2 separate regions of the Mus musculus genome follow, and region 2 is linked to region 1. A link is a loop called in an ENCODE intact Hi-C map of the cell type or tissue named here. Cell type or tissue: gastrocnemius. All regions are shown on one strand. Links, peaks and the distances in the headings refer to the core of each region. The heading gives the core; the rest is flanking DNA.

Region 1 (4,378 bases), core at 607-3,106:
AAACCTGCCACCCAGGACGTGGGCAAGGATCTGTGACCTTGTCAGCCTCACGACCTCCCACTGAGGCCCATTAATTAACCTTTCCGTTCCCTCCGGGGCCATGATTGATAGTATCTGGTGTCAACCCAAGAGTGTTGGGAAGGGCAGTATCTGGAGGTTGTGCACCCCACCATCCCCACCCTCATCCCATCCCCACCCCACCCCACCCCGATTCCTTCTACTTTTCTACCAGGCATGGCTTTTGCCCTCCTGACCTCGGTGCCCCCGGTGTTCGGACTCTACACGTCTTTCTTTCCTGTTCTCATCTACAGTTTACTGGGCACTGGGAGACACCTGTCCACTGGTGAGTGGCCACACTGCTCATGACTTTGCTTCTCTTTGGGATGAAAATAGACAGGGACTTGAGGCATACCCTCATCCCTTGAGATAGGGTCTCATTTTATAGTCTTAGCTGGTCTGAAGCTCCCCACAGACCAGGTGGTCTTAAACTCAGAGATCCTGCCTCTGCCACTTGCGTGCTGGGATTAAAAGCAGGGGTCAAACACACCTTAGCAAGGCTGCTACTTGGAAGCTTTGGGGCTGTATTCCCCTCTGCCCCCTTCCCTCTCCTACTTGCCACCTCTCTTGGGATCCACAACCCATTTCCACCCCCTTTGCACAGAACTCTGTCGCCTCCCTAGGCTTGTTGGAGTGGGTATAGAGGCGACAGTTTACAAGGATCTCCTTGTCCCCTGTGACATTTGGTTAAAAGAAACAACTTGAAGGGACCATGACCTTGAAGGGAAAGAGGTGCACAGTGGCTCACGGTCCAGTGAGAGCGTGAGGAAGGGGCACTTTTTTTTTTTTTTTTTTTTTTTTTTTTTTTTTTTTGCCAGTGGGTACACTCTTTTCTCCTTGCCCACTGGTTCCATGGGTGCGCTCTTCCGCATCGGTTCCTGGCTGCTGCACCAGCTCGTGATCCTAAGGTCTTCTAAGAGAGCGGATGGGACGCATGTGAGACTCCAGAACTGTGCGAGTCACGGCTGCTGCTCTGCCCCAGGCTGCACGAATGCTAATCTCTGCATTTGGCCCATGACTGCAGGAACTTTCGCAGTACTCAGTCTAATGACCGGTTCTGTAGTCGAGAGGGTGGTGCCCGAACCCCTCGCGGGGAACCTCAGTGGAATCGAAAGGGAGCAACTGGAAGCTCGGAGAGTTGGGGCGGCAGCCGCTGTGGCCTTCGGGAGTGGGGCGCTAATGGTAAGCGAGGACTCGACCCGGGTGAGGACCTTAGATGAATCCACCGAAAAGGACCAACACAATTGTGCCAGAGGATAGAGGGGAGGATAAAAACACCATTGAACTTGGCTTCCAGTCCGGAGTGGCAGATATATCGTGGGGAAGCTGGTGCACTGTGCGGGCTGGTCTGTTGGAGGTTTCGCACCACGCCCCGACCCCACCTGTCGCCGCCTTCTCTACAGCTGGGGATGTTCGTGCTGCAGCTTGGTGTCCTGTCCACCTTTCTATCGGAGCCTGTGATCAAGGCGCTGACCAGCGGGGCCGCGCTGCACGTGCTGGTGTCCCAGCTGCCAAGCCTCTTGGGATTGTCTCTCCCACGCCAGATCGGCTGCTTTTCTCTCTTCAAGGTGGGGGTGGGGAAAGAGGTTTCTAGATGTCACGGGAAAGGGTGGCTCGATAGGGACGGTGGGTGAAGGGGTTAAGATAGGCAACAAGGAATGAATGCAAGGAACTATGGCGCTGCGTGAGAGCGCTGGGGACGTAGAAGCCTTGATGGCCTCTGGAAAGAGAGTTTTGCCCCGGCCTAGTGGGTTGGTATTGAGTCTCTCGGGGTCAGTTAACGCTGGTACCCGGCCTTTGCACACTGTCCCTGCCCGCAGACGCTGGCCGCGGTGCTCAGCGCCCTGTCCCAGAGCAGTCCTGCAGAAGTGACCATCTCGGCGCTCAGCCTGGTGTTGCTAGTGCCAGTCAAGGAACTAAACGTGCGATTCCGGGACAGGCTACTTACTCCAATCCCAGGAGAAGTTGTCATGGTGAGGGCGGCTCTAGATCCCTGGACCCCGCTGTATCCGGATCCTCCCCATCCAGTGAGATCTAGAGGCTGTCGCCCCCTTGTGGAAATCTCAGGAGTCACAAGCGAGAGATCACGGTGACGCGTACTTTTCCAAGCATCTTTCCAGAGCAGTTGAGCCATCCGAACTCCCCCGCTACACATACACACACCTGAACTGTTCCACTACCGGAGTCGAGCGTCAGGCCTCTCTTTGCTCCTCTCCTTCCTTCCCACTGCACTTTTTCTCTCCTCGGGGACCCTCACTGTAATTCCTTTCACTGCCCGCCCAGATAACTCCTCCAGTGTAAATGAATGCCACAGCTTTCCACAGGCAACTCACATGTGCTCTCCGCTTAGAATGGCTCACTTGGCTCAAGTGTGTCTTTTGTGTCCATCAATCCCAAAGGACCTCCTCTTAGATCCTTTGTCCCTCTCTCCGGGCAAACACGGACTCTTCCTTCAGTGTAGGTGAGTTAGTCTGTGGCCTCATCAGCTGCTACACTCTAGAGAGGCCCCCACACTCGCAAAGGGATTCTCTTTCATGTTAAACCTCTTTCTTCTAAACCGGGCAGTGGTGGCACACGCACTTGTGAGGCAGGCGGATTTCTGAGTTCGAGGCCAGTCTACAAAGTGAGTTCCAGGACAGCCTGTCTCAAAAACAAAACAAAACAAACAAACAAACAAAAACCCAACACAAACACACACACAAAAACAAACAAAACGAAACAAAAGGTGTGATCGTTTTCAGGTGCTTCTGGCTACGGTGCTCTGCTTCACCTCTTCCCTGGACACAAGATACAATGTCCAGGTAGTGGGACCATTGCCTGGAGGGTAAGAGAAAGACTTCGCCCACCTCTCCCAAGATACCCCTCCCCTGCCCCGCCCCTTCCTGTTTCCTGTCTCCTCTGTTCCCTGTAGCACCGGCGGCGGACCCACCCTTATCCTGGCTTTCTCCTTCCCTAGATTTCCCCAACCCCTCCTCCCCACCCTGGATGAGCTGCCCAGGATACTGGCCGACTCCCTGCCTATCTCGTTGGTGACTTTTGCTGTGTCCACCTCTCTGGCCTCCATCTATGCAGACAAGTACAGCTACACTATTGAGCCCAATCAGGTGTGACTTAATTGTGAATGTCATCCCTTTTCAGAGTTAAGCCCCTTAGCCTCACTCCTCCCCACCCCACCCCACCCCGTGCCTACGTCTTCCCCATCTTCATCCTGCTGTGTCCTTCTAGGAACTCCTGGCCCACGGTGTCTCCAACCTCATTTCTTCTCTCTTCTCTTGCTTTCCCAACTCGGCCACACTGGCTACAACCAGCTTATTAGTGGATGCTGGTGGGAATACACAGGTAAGGGTATCCTTGAGAGGATGAGGAGAAAGGATGGGACATTCAACAGGGGTGGCAGGAGAGAGTGGGGAACAGGTGGATAACCCAGGATTTAGCATCTACATATTCCAGGATGGTAATGGGATTATGAAGAGGAGGGTTAGACAATAACGGAACTCCATGAGGACCTCTGTTGGCCGTAAGCAAAAGCTACAATGCCTCAGACCTGATTAAAAATAAAAACAGTAACATCAAGGTGTTGTATTACATACCCAGAGTTCTGGAACTAGGAAGGCTGACAGAGCAGAGGATTGTCTGGGGCTCAAGGCAGGCTGGGGCACATAGTGACTGTGGAAAGGGGACTGCCACCATTCTGTGGAGATGGCTCAGTGGTTAAAGCAGAAGCATTAGCACAGGGGTTCAAGCCTCCAGGTCCATGGGTATGGTGACCTGTCTAGAAGGCAGGGATGGGGGCAGGAACCCAAGAGCTTTGGGTTCAGCTGAGAGATCCTGCCTCGATGAATAAGGTGATGGGGGAGGAGGCCCAGTGTGGAATTCTACAAGAACTGGGACACAGGTATGTTGTCCCTGCACACACTTGTGCTTCTACGCACATTCAAACACACACACACATACCTATAAATGTAGGAGATAAAATAATTCTGATGGTTCTCATAAGGATCTCAAAAACAAAACAAAACAAATCAAAACAAAATAAAACCAAAACCTTCGGGTTGGAGAGATGGCTCAGCAGTTAAGAGCACTGGCCACTTTTCCAGAGGTCCTGAGTTCAATTCCCAGCAACCACATGGTGGCTCACAACCATCTGTAATGGGATCTGATGCCCTCTTTGTTTGTTTATTTGTTTGTTTCGAGACAGGGTTTCTCTGTGTAGCTCTGGATGTCCTGGAACTCACTCTGTAGACCAGGCTGGCTTTGAACTCAGAAATCCACCTGCCTCTGCCTCCCAAGTGTTGGGATAAAAGGTGTACACCACCATTTC
Region 2 (4,378 bases), core at 829-3,328, 160 kb before region 1:
CCACCGCAAAAGAAGGGAGCGCTCAGTGGGGTGGGAGTAGCGGTGTGCCAGGCAACAGAACCCCTGAGGGCCGGGCTGGGATTGGACTCCTGACCTGTGGCTGTGACAGATGTGCACATGGGGTTTAGGGGCAAAGGAGTGGGTTTGGACTCGGGAGGAGGCTGGGTGGGTTTCCTAACATGCGGTGTAGGCCGTAGAAAATCCCTAGGAATTCTGGACTTCTGAGTTCCCAAAGACTGTGGGCAGGGCCCCCGAGGAAGAGGAAGAGCTGGGGAGACCTTGTTTTGACCCTCTGACCTCAGGACCACCGGGGCAGCTGAAGCCAGGCGCCGGGAGACCCCTACTGGGGCAGAGCGGGACCACTGGCTACTGCCAGCTTGTGTATCCCTGTTGGCCCCCCGCCCAAGCGGGATCTGGGGACCGAGGCCCCTCCTCTGGCTCAGACCACCCTGCCTGCCCTTGCTCCCCGCTCTGAATCCTCTTTCAGGCCCCATGACCCTGAAACAATCAACCCAGGACAGTTAGCTTTGGGAACAGCATCAAGGAAAGGAAACTCCGTAGAGGCCGAGGGTTTGGGGCATCCGGAGAACCAGGGACTTTATGGTATAGGTCTTTCCTTCCAGTACGGGGAGAAAAGATGGGCAGTTTTCTTCTGGGAAGAAAGTTCGTGAACGCGGGTGATTTACCCTAGGGGGGCGGGGTTCAGAAGGACCCCCCTCCATTATCTCTCTGGGCATCCCCGCCGGACAGACGTCTCCGACTCACTCTTGACGTCACTAGGGGGTTCCCGGGGGTCTATAGGGGTTAACCCTTAGGAAGCCGGCGGAGATACCCAGGAATCCAAGGTGTCCTCTCCGCGCACACCTTATTTACACAGGCACTTCTTTCTCTTAGTTTCTGGTTTCTTTTTTCCCACTCCACTATAGGGACCCCACTTTCCAATAGTGCCTCCCCCCCCCCCCCGGGCGCTACTGCCTGCTTTCAGGATGCGCTGAGAGAGGGAAGAATGTTCCACCCTTCACCCCCCCCCTCGCTTTTCTGGGCTCCCCAGGCGGGCGGGGAAGCTGAGCCGTCTGCAGCCAGAGCCTGCGGCGGCGACTTGGGTGGGCCGAGAAGGCACGGGGGCGGGGAAGGCGGGACCGGGAAAAGGGGGTGGGGCCGACTCCAGGGAGTTGGGGAGAAGGGGTACGTACGTAGAGGACTCTAGAAAATAGACTGCGAAGATGATTCGGGTCTTTGGTAGGCTAATTCTCATGCTCCCATCCAGCCCAGAAAACCTTTACTGAAACTGGAAAAGTTAGTAGTATGAAGAGGGAGGCGTGAGTGTAGGCGGTGGCTCTCGGTGAAGGGGGCTGTCGCCCCGTTTTTATCCTGTCTCTTGGAGCTCTCGGGCAATGGAACAGGAAGAGTGACAACTTTGAGGGAACTTCTAGTGTCTGGGGGTCCTTTACAAGTCCTTCCCTTCCCTTGAATGAGTCACAGAGGAGAGAGGCGGGAGATGTGCCCCCTCATCCAGCTGCCAGCCAGCTGTGCCCCCCACCCCCACGTTAGTGCCAATGTCGAGCTGGGAGGTCTTGGATGCGGGATTCGGGTCTCGGCTGGAAAAGGAGGAGTTAGCAAAGGTAGCCCGGGCTACAGCACTTTGGCTGGGTCGTAGGGTCCGGGTTCCGTTCCCCATTTTACCCCGCCCTCACCCTAAATCCCAGCATCCCGGGATCACCCACCGCGCCGGCCGGCCCGCTCCCAGTGGTTCTCCACCCCACCCCGCCCCACCCCACCCTCCGTTCCCGGAAGGCTGAAAAACCTGGAGTGGAGTAAAAACTTGTTGAGGGAAAGCGGACCTCGCATCAGCTCCTCTCTCTCTAGCCTTGAGGACTTCGTTTTCTCATTCCCATTAAGACTTTCCTGACAGCCCCTTCCCGATTTCCCCCAAAACCAAACGGGATAGGTAAACCCAGAGTTAAACCGCCTCAGAATGACTTTAGCTCTCATCCTTTTTACTCAAAAGTCGGGGAGACGCTCTGCTCTGAAGTCTTATTCCCTCCCACACATAGTTCTCTGTCTGAGGACAGATCATTTGTGTTCTCTTCTGGCCCTACCAGTCTATCTGGACTGAAACGAGGTCTCCCTCTAGTGGACACTGGAGAGATTGCTCATGAGCTCTGCTCTTGGGCATGAGCCGGCAGCCCTGGGCATGAAGTCAGACCTTCCGTGTGTTCCACCATCACACACCTCAAAGCTGGCCCATGGCCAGAACAAGAAATGGTAGAGGGAAAAGAAAAAAGAAAAGCAAGTAGAGAGAGCTCATGGCATTAAAAATCACCTAGGACTTGTGTTGGATCAGTTAGTCCCTAACATTCCCTTGTACATACAGAGACTGTGGATCCCCAAGACTGAACGGCTGCTTCTGCCCACTCTTTGGGATGTTTCTTCTTAAGGAAGCTGAAAAACGTTATTGATTTCCATGACCAGTTTCTGAGATGAGGGTTAGAGGCACAAGGGACATGCTGGCGGGCGGGGGGGGGGGGGGATCTGTGCCTGAAACTGTCATTTATCTTCTCTGTTTCGTTCCATCTTTATAACTGGCAGATCTACATTCCTTTCCACAGGTCCCCTCATCCTTCCCTGAGACGCCATGTTCAATCCAATGACTCCACCACAAGTCAATAGCTATAGTGAGCCATGCTGTCTCCGACCCCTCCACAGCCAAGGAGTCCCCAGCATGGGAACAGAAGGTGAATACATTTACCAGTCCCTGGGCCTTGAGGACTTGGCAGTCGTCTCACCTAGCGCCAGGATCCTCTCAACTCCATCCCTAGCGCATTCTAGTTTCCTATCTACAGGAGGATTTACACACACACACACACACACACACACACACACACACCACCATGTATGTTTAGAGTTTGGGATCATATCTTATGTTGGGTCTTAAGGTAAGCCCTGTATTCCCCATTCAAAGACCTGGCTCCAGCTGTCTCTCTTTTCTAGGACTTTCTGGTCTGCCCTTTTGCCACCAAGCCAACTTTATGTCAGGGTCCCAGGGTTATGGAGCAGCCAGAGAGACCAGCAGCTGCACTGAAGGTGAGCACTGGGGCAATCCCCCCTGCCCCTGCCCGTCTGGGACTTGCTCTGCAGGAGAAGGTGGGGAAGCTAGGGCCAAACTCAAGGTAAGAAACATCCAGAGACAAAGGCAACCAGGGGACAATCAATCAAGAGGCTCTAGGCAGAGCAAGGCAAAAGCAGCAAGGTTTTTGAGCGAGGCCCCACCCACCAAGTGCAGGGATACAATGTACCTTTACAGTATCTTTCCCCCCCATTGTAATTTTATTTTTGTAACAATGTATATGTCTGTGTGAGGCTGTGCAGGTCCTGGCGCCCTCCCTGAGGCCCAGGGTGTGGGACCATCCCTGGAGATGGAGTTACAGGAAGTAGTGAACTGCTTGATGTGGGTACTAGAAATCATACTCAGATTCTTTGAAGGAACGGCAAGTGCTCTTAACCACAGAACCATCTCTCCAGCCCCCTTTACTACATCTTAACTCCTGTCTCCTGCCCTAGGATCTCTCTTTCCTCCTCCTCCTCCTCCTCGGAGTTCAGTCAAATTAACAAAGAAGCGGGCTCTCTCCATCTCGCCCCTTTCTGATGCCAGCCTCGACCTGCAAACCGTAATCCGGACCTCACCCAGCTCCCTGGTGGCTTTCATCAACTCTCGCTGTACATCTCCGGGCGGTTCCTACGGCCATCTCTCCATTGGTACCATGAGGTGCTGGCAGCCTCAGATTAAGAGGCCCCCAAGATATGTACTGACACCCACTAGAAGACTCAGACCCTTCAAACCTCCAGCCCAGCTCTAGTCCTTCCCCTCCCCCAACGCATTGGAACCCTCTTCAGGACCTCCCCAGGGCTTCTTCAACCACACCTCCCAGAAACCTGCAGGACAGAGCAAGGACTCCTGGTGGCTGATTCTCTTCACTAACAGCCTCTTCTCCACCTAGCCCTTCTTTAGGATTCCCACCTCAGATGAGTCATCAAAAAGGAACTTCACCTCCCTATGGAGTCCAGCCCTGTGTACCACATGACTCTACTCGGGGTTCAATGATGCTTCACCCCCAGTCCCGGGGACCACGTGCAACCTGCCAGGTGGGGCCCTCCACGTTGTCTTCTCCAGCTCAGGACAATTGTGGGGGAAGGGGGAGGGGACAGGTGAAGGAAGACAGCAGATATAAAAGCGTTTGGTACAAGGAACATGGACTCAGACTCTCCCAGAGGAGAGCACCGTTCTGTTCATCCCGTTTACCAGGGCAGACTGTGGAGAGCCCTCATACTCAGGATTTGGGTGGGGGGTCTGTAAGGCAGGAAGACCTGGCTTGTTTTC

Evidence for each region. Peaks named below come from ENCODE experiments on the same cell type or tissue, not always from the same donor. Only the 100,000 strongest peaks of a DNase experiment are listed, where the experiment ranks them.
Region 2: a loop joins it to region 1, with 2.4 times the contacts of the local background. A loop is called at or near these places in 12 of 42 quality-filtered maps.

The regions. Positions count from the first base shown.
Region 1 is chr10:127,175,590-127,179,967 of GRCm38, reverse strand. It overlaps Slc26a10 (solute carrier family 26, member 10), which reads left to right. Exons shown (of 18, transcript NM_177615.4): 2 at 233-343; 3 at 1,082-1,239; 4 at 1,461-1,625; 5 at 1,878-2,030; 6 at 2,799-2,881; 7 at 3,014-3,161; 8 at 3,283-3,396. Among named protein-coding and RNA genes, the nearest start is that of Slc26a10, 2.8 kb to the left of the region's middle. In gastrocnemius, for the core only: a CTCF peak has its summit at 2,119 (motif pointing left); a DNase peak (open chromatin) is centred at 2,090; H3K4me3 peaks cover 1,653 bases; H3K27ac peaks cover 974 bases.
Region 2 is chr10:127,336,778-127,341,155 of GRCm38, reverse strand. It overlaps Gli1 (GLI-Kruppel family member GLI1), which reads left to right. Exons shown (of 13, transcript NM_010296.2): 3 at 2,610-2,735; 4 at 2,992-3,084; 5 at 3,562-3,766; 6 at 3,999-4,143. The coding sequence starts at 2,636. Among named protein-coding and RNA genes, the nearest start is that of Gli1, 2.6 kb to the left of the region's middle. In gastrocnemius, for the core only: a CTCF peak has its summit at 2,137 (motif pointing left); DNase peaks (open chromatin) are centred at 1,100, 1,739, 2,157 and 2,744; H3K4me3 peaks cover 1,357 bases; H3K27ac peaks cover 1,245 bases.